Linked DNA regions of Homo sapiens: regions 2 and 3 are each linked to region 1. The links are chromatin contacts, found by Hi-C or POLR2A ChIA-PET in ENCODE. All regions are on one chromosome and are shown on one strand. The core of a region is the stretch at or near the end of the contact, and the rest is flanking DNA. Distances in the headings are between cores, read along the strand shown.

Region 1 (2,695 bases), core at 96-2,595:
CCCACTCCAGGCCACGTAATGTTGTTGTTGTTGTTGTTTTGTTTTGTTTTTGTTTGAGTCTTGCTGTGTCGCCCAGGCTAGAGTGCAATGCGCGATCTCCGCTCACTGCAACCTTTGTCTCCCGGGTTCAAGCGATTCTCCTGCCTCAGCCTCCCGAGTAGCTGGGATTACAGGAGCCCACCACCACGCCCAGCTAATTTTTGTATTTTTAGTAGAGACAGGGTTTCACCATGTTGTCCAGACTGGTCTCGAACTGCTGACCTCAGGTGATCCACTCGCCTCGGCCTCCCAAAGTGTTGGAATTACAGGCGTGAGCCACCGCGCCCGGCCTGGGCCACATAATCTAAATACTTTGGATACTAGATAGTTTACAGAGAAGTTTCAACAATTTGAGATTTGAGATTAAAAATAGGTGGTAGTTATACTTGGACCAAAGAATGTTAAAAGATTGACTAGCTCTCTTTTAAGAATGAGGGGGTTATGTAATGAAAATTCCGCAAATATAGAGATAAAAGATATCTACATAAAGAGAAGGCAGTAGAAAATGAATGTTTTGAGAGTGATTTACTCTGCCTCACCTTCCTTTTAGTCACTGAAGTTTTGTTTTCCTTTTTAATGTTCACATACGGGCTTCACAGGTAAGGTTTCAAGAATTTTGGAATGGACAAAGAGTGTTGCAAAGGAAAGCTTAGTACATTTGAAAGTTAGGATGAACCAGTTATTTGCCTAATAACTAAGTTAAAAGTCGTTTTGGTTTTTAAAAAGCATATGCAAAACGTATTCACTGAGGCTTGCTCTAATTAGAGTTCTAAACAAATCTTGTAGGGTTTTTTTTTTTTGTCTTTAATCTCCCCCCTTCCCGTGTCAAGTTAAACTGGGTGGGTGGGTGGGTGTGTGTGTGTGTGTGTGTGTGTGTGGAGAGAGAGCCTGCAAGAGAATTAGCACGCACCTCGTGGATCTTAGTAATTGTTTTAAAGCCAAATAAAACTGTTTCTTGAATAAACCAATACATTTCTGAAGTTGAAAAGAATCCCAAAGGAAACGAATGAACATCCTTGCAGCTTGATTTTCCAAAAAAAAAAAAAAAAATTTTTTAAATTAAAAAAATCCTAATCTCCACATTTTTTGCCAGGCGAGAACCGAAGTTTGGAGGTAGACGAGCAGGCGAGCGGTTTGCCCGGGCGCAGAGCATGAAGGCCGGGCGGGCGCGGGGAGCGGCGCCCCGGCCCGGCGCGGGGGTGAGCGAGAGAGAGAGCGGAGCGCGTGTGGCCGGCGCCGCTCGGCCGGGAGCTCCCGCGCTCCGGCCCCCGGCCCCGCGCCCGCCGCCGCCGCCGCCGCCGCCCCTGTTGCGATGGCGCAGAAACCCCGTTGACAAGGCACTGCTTTTTCATGACGGTGAGTTTCCCTTTGAGTGTATTATAATTTTGTGATAAAAATTTCAAGGAGAAAAAAAAAACACACAACCTCCTTCCTCTGCCTCTTTCCTTCGGGGAGGGGAAAAGCGAGGGAGGGGGGGCTGGAGATCTGTCTCCAGACTGAAAAGAAAGGAGCAAATTAAACACCGAGTTGCCAAAACCAGGATATTAGGTTTCAGCCCAGAGAGCTATTGGCTAAGGCTGTGTTTTTTTTTTTTTTTTGGGGGGGGGTGGGTTTGTGGGTGGGTGATGGTGGTGGTGGGTGGATGTTTAATGGACACGGAGAAAAGGGGAATCGAGTGTTTATGCCTTTCCCAGCGCTGCCGGGGCCCCGGGAAGACCAAGTTCAGTGTCTCGGGCGGGGGCGCAGGCGGGCAGGGGGCGGCGAGGCCGGGCCGGGGGCGCCTCGGCGGGGTGGGGGCCCGGCGCCTTTCTTTTTCCTTTTTTTTCTTTTCCGCGGATGCAAATTTCTGGAGCGGGGAGAGGGAGAGCCCGGGAAGGGGGTGGCGTGGCGGTTGGTGGTGGGGAGGGGAGGGGAGGGAAGCCTTTTAATGACTCATTGATTGAGCCGGTTTAAAATTAGTTGTGTGCGCGAGTGTGAGTGTGTTTTCCGCCCCCCGGAGCCGCCGGGAGCCGGGAAGGAGGGAGCAGGGCTCGGCGAGGGGAAGACGGCGCGGCGGGGCCGCGAGCAGGGGGCAGGGAGGGCCTGGAGTGACGGCGGGCGAGGAAGAAAAATAAGCTTTTCCAATCTCCTCCCCTCTGTTTTCCCCCCCTCGTTTCTTTTCTCTCTCGGAAGCTCTAGGGTGTGAATCACATTTTCTTTCTTCTCGGCAAAATGGACCCCGCGTCTGGGGAGGGGGAGGGGAGAGGGTGGGGAGGGAGGCGGCGGAGACGGGGTTTATTTTTCATCCTGGCTTCCCCATTCCCGCCGCATCTGCGGGCGGCCGCGGCGAGGAGAGCAGGTCCGGGGTGCGGCGGGGAGAGCTCGGGGCAGGCGAGTCGCCCCGGCCCCGTTCCCGCTCCCGCTCCGAGCCCGCGGCGGCGGCGCGCACCTGCCGCGGGACTGCCCCTTCCCAGCCGCCTCGCTGCCTTTTCGAAGCACCGCCGAGGATCCGCGGCCGCGTCCGGCCGAGCCCCCAGCCGCGCGGAGGACCGGCGGCCCAGCCGGGCGTCTCCTGCGAGGCCCGCGCTGTTCGCCGCGCCGGCCAGAAGAGATGTGCGGCTGGGACGGCGCATTTTTGGCCGAGTGCGCGCGGGCGTTATGCTGTTCGCGCCCCCCC
Region 2 (2,695 bases), core at 100-2,599, 120 kb before region 1:
GCACATGATTTTGTCCACCACAGACACATTTATTTCTCTGCTTGTAGGTTGTGCTCTGTGTGCGTGTGCTTCAGCGATACCCAGTAAACTTCTTGAGAGTAGGAACTGTGTCTTGGGAATTCCCAGAGCACTGCTTTAACCAGTGCCTTTCACACTGCAGCGTGAAAGGAGGTTTGAGAGCCCACTTTTAGAGTTGCCTTCTCTCTGTAAAGAAAGTCTTTGCATCCTACTTATGAAAGGTTGGTCTGCTTCATCTTTAAAAATGGTCATTTAGGCTGGGTATGGTGGCTCATGCCTGTAATCCCAGCACTTTGGGAGGCCGAGGCAGGTGGATCACCTGAGGTCAGGAGTTCAAGACCAGCCTGGCCAACATGGCGAAACCCCATCTCTACTAATAGTACAAAAAAAAAACTAGCCAAATTTGGTGGCACGCGCCTGTAGTCCCAGCTACTCAAGAGGCTGAGGCATGAGAATTGCTTGAACCTGGGAGGCAGAGGTTGCAGTGAGCCGAGATTGCACCACTGCCCTCCAGCCTGGGCAACGGAGCGAGACCCTGTGTGGTTTTTTTGTTTGTTTGTTTGTTTGTTTTTAAAAAAAAAAAAAAAGGCCAGGCGCAGTGGCTCATGTCTGTAATCCCAGCACTCTGGGAGGCCAAGGCAGGCAGATCACAAGGTCAGGAGATCAAGACCATCCTGGCTAACACAGTGAAACCCCATCTCTACTAAAAAATACAAAAAAAAATTAGCCAGGCGTGGTGGCAGTTACCTGCTACTCGGGAGGCTGAGGCAGGAGAATGGCGTGAACCCAGGAAGCAGAGCTTGCAGTGAGTCGAGATCGCGCCACTGCACTCCAATCTGGGCGACAAAGCGAGACTGTCTTAAAAAAAAAAAAGATATTTAAACTAGGTGCTTTATAAATTTCATTCCAGGCCAAAGACAAAGTTGCTAATTTTATTTAACTTATTACTTCTGAAGAAAAAGCATTAGCTGGCTATAAGTGGATTTTCTTAATGCTTTGACATTTGCACTGTTCTAGTGTTAAAGCAAATTAAAACTATTAAAGCAAATTAAAAGTAGTTCTTTCTAGAGTGTTAGGAAATTTCGAAGATTATACTAATTTATATAAAGAATTCAAAAATTCCAAAAGAAGCCAGACATCCATCTTGTTTTTCATGATTTTTCATCCCCTTTGAATATAAAAATTAGCACCAGGACAGAAGACTCTGAATTACCTTTTTTCCCCCCATCTGATCTGGTCTGTGCTTAGATTTTTTGTTGTCACTTTGGCTCTGATGTGATTATTCGCTGTATGAGTGTTGTTAGGCAGTCTGTCCTCTAGGGGGCGCCCCGTTACTGCCAAAACATTTTTTATTAGCGATCATTTTAACCCAGCTGCCCTGAACGCACATAAGGCAGCCCCATGAAGAGAGTAGCTCTTTTACCTGGAGCTCAGGGTACAATGGGAGGAATTGGAATATCTCAGCACCCTGAAAGTGTGAAATGTTCAAAAGATTGGATATATTTAAATTCATAGTTCTAATTTCAGTTTAACAATTTGAGAATGTTTAATTAATTTGCTGTGGGTGGTGAAAATTAGAGAGTCCTACTTTCTAAATAATCCAAGGTGTTGCATAAATTGGTATCTCAGAGGAATAAACTAGCATTTCATTTCAAATTTCAAGTCTTTATCAAGGATTTTACAATTTAAAGTTACACATTTGTTATAGGAAAATTAAATGCTTCACTTTTGTTTTGTTTTGTTTTGTTTTGTAATGCAGAAAAATATGATCCATTATTCATGCACCCTGATCTGTCTTGTGGAACACACACTAGTAGCTGTGGGCACATTATGCATGCCCATTGTTGGCAAAGGTAATGTATATTCTTAATATTTGTCAAGAGAAGTTTATCTAAGGGCTCAATATTTTTTAAATAGAGGAAATTTCATTCTAGAAAAAAGGAAAAGAACTAAAAATGTTGAAAAAATCCGTATCATTGCCTAATAAATAACAAAAGTTATTTGCCTTGTCATAGATGTAAAGTGTATGTCAGATATGTTTTTTAATTTAGCTTTATATCCAAGTCTCTTCTATATCTTCCAAAGAAGGAAGTGGATCTGTATCAGTCTGTGGATGAAGAAAAGGGTTTTTACAGTAGGATAAACTCTAGAAGGGTAATGTTGTCTTTCTTTGGGTCCAGGGTGGACAACTTTTGATTCCATAGATGTTAGTACTTGCTTTGTTACTTCCCAAAATTGTAATGGCTCCCTGTGATGAGATGTCCTGAATTTGTTCTACCTTGGTGTTTCCTATGCTTCTACAAAACCAACAAATCAATAATACTATTATTCTAGAACTATGCTCACCCAGTTATCATGAACTACCCCTAACAACTAGCCACCACATTGTAGTCCCAGCTACTTGGGAGGCTGAGACAGGAGAATTGCTTGAATGTGGGAGGTGGAGGTTGCAGTGAACCAAGATTGTGCAACTGCACTCCAGCCTGGGCGACAGAGCAAGACTCCATCTCAAAAACAACAACAACAACAAAAAAAAAACAAATAGCCACCAGCCTTGGGGAAGTGGCAAGAGAACAATGACACCAAGAAATTTTTGTTGCTGCTTTGTGAATGCTTTTTTACATGGCAGTCTTTTTTTTTATTTTACTCTTTTAGAACTTTTAATCCATTTGGATTT
Region 3 (2,695 bases), core at 56-2,555, 89 kb before region 1:
TAAGATCGAGCAAGGAGCTTCTCTTCCTAGATTGGATCCCAGCCCCTTTGTGGGGGTCTGACTGCATAGTCCCAGCCATTATGTGATATTTCACGTTATTGATGATAGTGAACCGTGGGTCCGAAGCTGACTCAACGGAGGCAGGGAACAAAGTCTCTGTGGTCTGTTGGGTCATACTTCCTGGTTCCACTGAGTGGCCCAACACTGGGACTGGGTTGGTGTCCCCTCTGCTGACAGGACCCTACTCCTAGGAGCAAAGTGGTTGATTTTGAAGGCAGTGTTCCCTTCTCTCCATTGACTATGAGAGAGTTGGGGGACACACATGCAGAAGAAGCCCGTGGGGAGAAGGTGGATTCCTGGTGTGCTGGCTGGTTTTTCAGGGCTGTTAGAGGTTTTTTTTTTTTCTTTTTTTTTTTATGGCAAGACTTTTGGCTTTGAGAAAACTCACTTAGAGGGCTTTCCAAAAACTTAGGATGGTCTAAAAAATTAGGATATTCTTTTAGAATTAGGAAGAAAAATTAGGATATTCTAAAAGAATATGGATTAAAAATTTAGGATATTCTTTTAGATATCCTAATATCTAGATGAGAGGCCTTCCTTCATAAGATCTGGTTGTTTGGGCTGTGGTTGGCATAAGTGATATTTATTTTGGCCTCTGTCACATCCAGTTTCTTGAGCTTTTAAGGTAAGCTTCTTTTGGCTTTTTTTCAGATGTTCACCAAGCTTAAGTTTAAAATAATAGGTATTCTAAAAGAGTATCCTAATTTTCTTATCTGTATTCTTTTAGAATACCCTAATGTTTCAGACAGTGATATTCTCTTGTTATTTCTAAGGCTAAATTGGCAGAGTATATCATCTAAAGCCAAACACTGAAGAAGGTGAGAACCCACTCCCACCCAGCCAGCATTTCCTGGAACAGACAAGCTGCTGCTTCCTTGCTGGCTCACTTAGTGCATTCCTGGGATGGTCTGGCACCCAGGCTTTTTATTCTTTTTGATCATTGTTCTTACTGAGGTGCCTTCCTAGAACAAGAGCCACTTACAAAATAGCTTATAATTATTATGTACCACACAACTACTATTGTTTGATGTATGACTGCTGAGAGCTTGAATACATGCAGAGAGTGACTGAAGACTTAGTAGAGGAATAAATTCTGAGCCTGTCTAAGGTGGGGCTAAGGAACAGATGAGTAATAAGAGGCTCTTGGATTTTTTTAACCAATGCAACTGACCCTTTCAATCAGTTTTCTTTGAATTACATCTACAAGTTTTGTTCCACTCAGCTACCAGTCAACTAGGCATGCTCCACAGTATCACAGGAAGAAGGTCAGAAATCTGGAACTGAAGCTAAAAGAAGTGAGGATGTAGAAGCCACATTCCTCTCCAAGGTAGTGTGTGAAAGAACCGCCCCCTCTTGACAGGAGGATGACCGTCGCCATTCTTGCGTGGGACTGACTCACCCAGCTGAGAGGAGGACCAATAGAAAGAAAATTCACATTTGAGTCCACCTCTCTCCCCCTTTTTCTGGCCTTCATTCATAAGATCTGGTTGTTTGGGCTGTAGGTGGCATAATTCATGTTTATTTTGGCCTCTGTCACATCCAGTTTCTTTAGCTTTTAAGGTAAGCTTCTTTTGGCTTTTTTTCATATGTTCACCAAGCTAAAATTTAAAATAATAAGACCAGGTTTCTCTCTGTACAAGTGGATTATAAACATTTTCACCAAATCATAACAATACTCCAGCTTTCCGGTCCGACTTCCTAGGAGCCTGGAGTTAGCAAAGGTTGTCTCTGGATTTCATTCTCTGAGAATATCACAGAGCCTGGGAGAAGATGAATTTACATGAAATTGCAACATACACACCTTTTTATTTTCTGGTGTTAAGCTAGTTGTCTTTCCTACCTTACAAATCATGTTAGTTTTATGATTTGTTCCGCATGTTTTATGTTTATTGTAGAAATGTTTATATAACATACGCTTTCCATATCAGGGAAAATCATATCTGTTTAATAAATTGGCTATAACTTTAATATCTGTGGACAACTTGTAAAATTTGGAATGTATCATATGTAAAAAGTTTAAAGATATCCAAATAAATGCTTTAGGTGTTGGCATTACTTTTGGTTAGCATATATCTTTCTGTTTCATTTTACACATTTACCTGCCACAGCAAGGTGCCCGTGTCACCTTGCTACAAATATAGTGGGATATCTGTATTAGCTTTAAATTTAAGAGGGTTATATTATTATGGCCACTAGCCAAACTATCTTGACCTTCTCAGAGAAAGTGTGATCATCATTTCAGCTGATTAAGTTTCATATTCATTAGCCATGACAGCGTGTGACCTTTGTGGACCATTTTGGAACTCAAATCACTGGGAAACAGGGCACTCCAAGACCTGTGTCTGGGTTTAAACTCTTGTTCATCCTTACCTGGTGATCTCAAGGTCCTTGTCCTTACACACTCCCCTAGTGTGCTGGCTGGTTTTTCAGGGCTGTTGGAGGTTTTTTTTTTCTTTTTTTTATGACCACTTCCTGCTTTTGAGAGAGAGACATAGAAAGGCAGCTACACTGTCTTCCTAGGGGAGTCATTGCCCATGAGAATTCTGTTTTTTTTGAAATCCTCTTGAGAGCATCAAACTAAAACAGCAAGGTTTCCATTGCACTCACCCTGCCTCCTGGTCAGTAACACTGCTCC

Evidence for each region. Hi-C counts contacts between places; a loop is a spot of excess contacts on that map. ChIA-PET counts read pairs that join two places held with the same protein, here RNA polymerase II (POLR2A). Pooled maps may share reads with other maps.
Region 2: a map with no recorded cell type shows a loop between it and region 1 (8-fold over the local background). The contact joins the enhancer-like site here to the promoter of BICRAL in region 1. A Hi-C loop is called at or near these places in 3 of 168 maps with a recorded cell type or tissue (CD4-positive, alpha-beta T cell, gastrocnemius medialis and naive thymus-derived CD4-positive, alpha-beta T cell), 2 of 37 single-sample maps with no recorded cell type and 10 of 50 pooled maps. POLR2A ChIA-PET finds 5 or more read pairs at or near these places in 20 of 52 experiments (A549, A673, B cell and 16 more).
Region 3: a loop to region 1 is called in a map of astrocyte of the cerebellum, with 5 times the contacts of the local background. The contact joins the enhancer-like site here to the promoter of BICRAL in region 1. A Hi-C loop is called at or near these places in 1 of 168 maps with a recorded cell type or tissue (astrocyte of the cerebellum) and 4 of 50 pooled maps. POLR2A ChIA-PET finds 5 or more read pairs at or near these places in 29 of 52 experiments (AG04449, AG04450, B cell and 23 more).

Annotation. Positions count from the first base shown.
Region 1 is chr6:42,780,707-42,783,401 of GRCh38, forward strand. It overlaps BICRAL (BICRA like chromatin remodeling complex associated protein), which reads left to right and starts at 1,346. Exons shown (of 13, transcript NM_001393499.1): 1 at 1,346-1,395. RefSeq lists an enhancer at 2,155-2,695 and a silencer at 2,281-2,620.
Region 2 is chr6:42,660,407-42,663,101 of GRCh38, forward strand. It overlaps UBR2 (ubiquitin protein ligase E3 component n-recognin 2), which reads left to right. Exons shown (of 47, transcript NM_001363705.2): 31 at 1,778-1,871. Among named protein-coding and RNA genes, the nearest start is that of PRPH2, 61 kb to the right of the region's middle. Within about 2 kb of position 1,350, at least 3 of the 41 ENCODE cell types and tissues checked have a DNase peak (open chromatin) inside an H3K27ac peak, as active enhancers do; they include gastrocnemius medialis, where a contact is called at or near this core.
Region 3 is chr6:42,691,391-42,694,085 of GRCh38, forward strand. UBR2 (ubiquitin protein ligase E3 component n-recognin 2) reads left to right here. Exons shown (of 47, transcript NM_001363705.2): 47 at 1-2,115. Among named protein-coding and RNA genes, the nearest start is that of PRPH2, 30 kb to the right of the region's middle. Within about 2 kb of position 1,306, at least 11 of the 41 ENCODE cell types and tissues checked have a DNase peak (open chromatin) inside an H3K27ac peak, as active enhancers do; they include CD8-positive, alpha-beta T cell, where a contact is called at or near this core.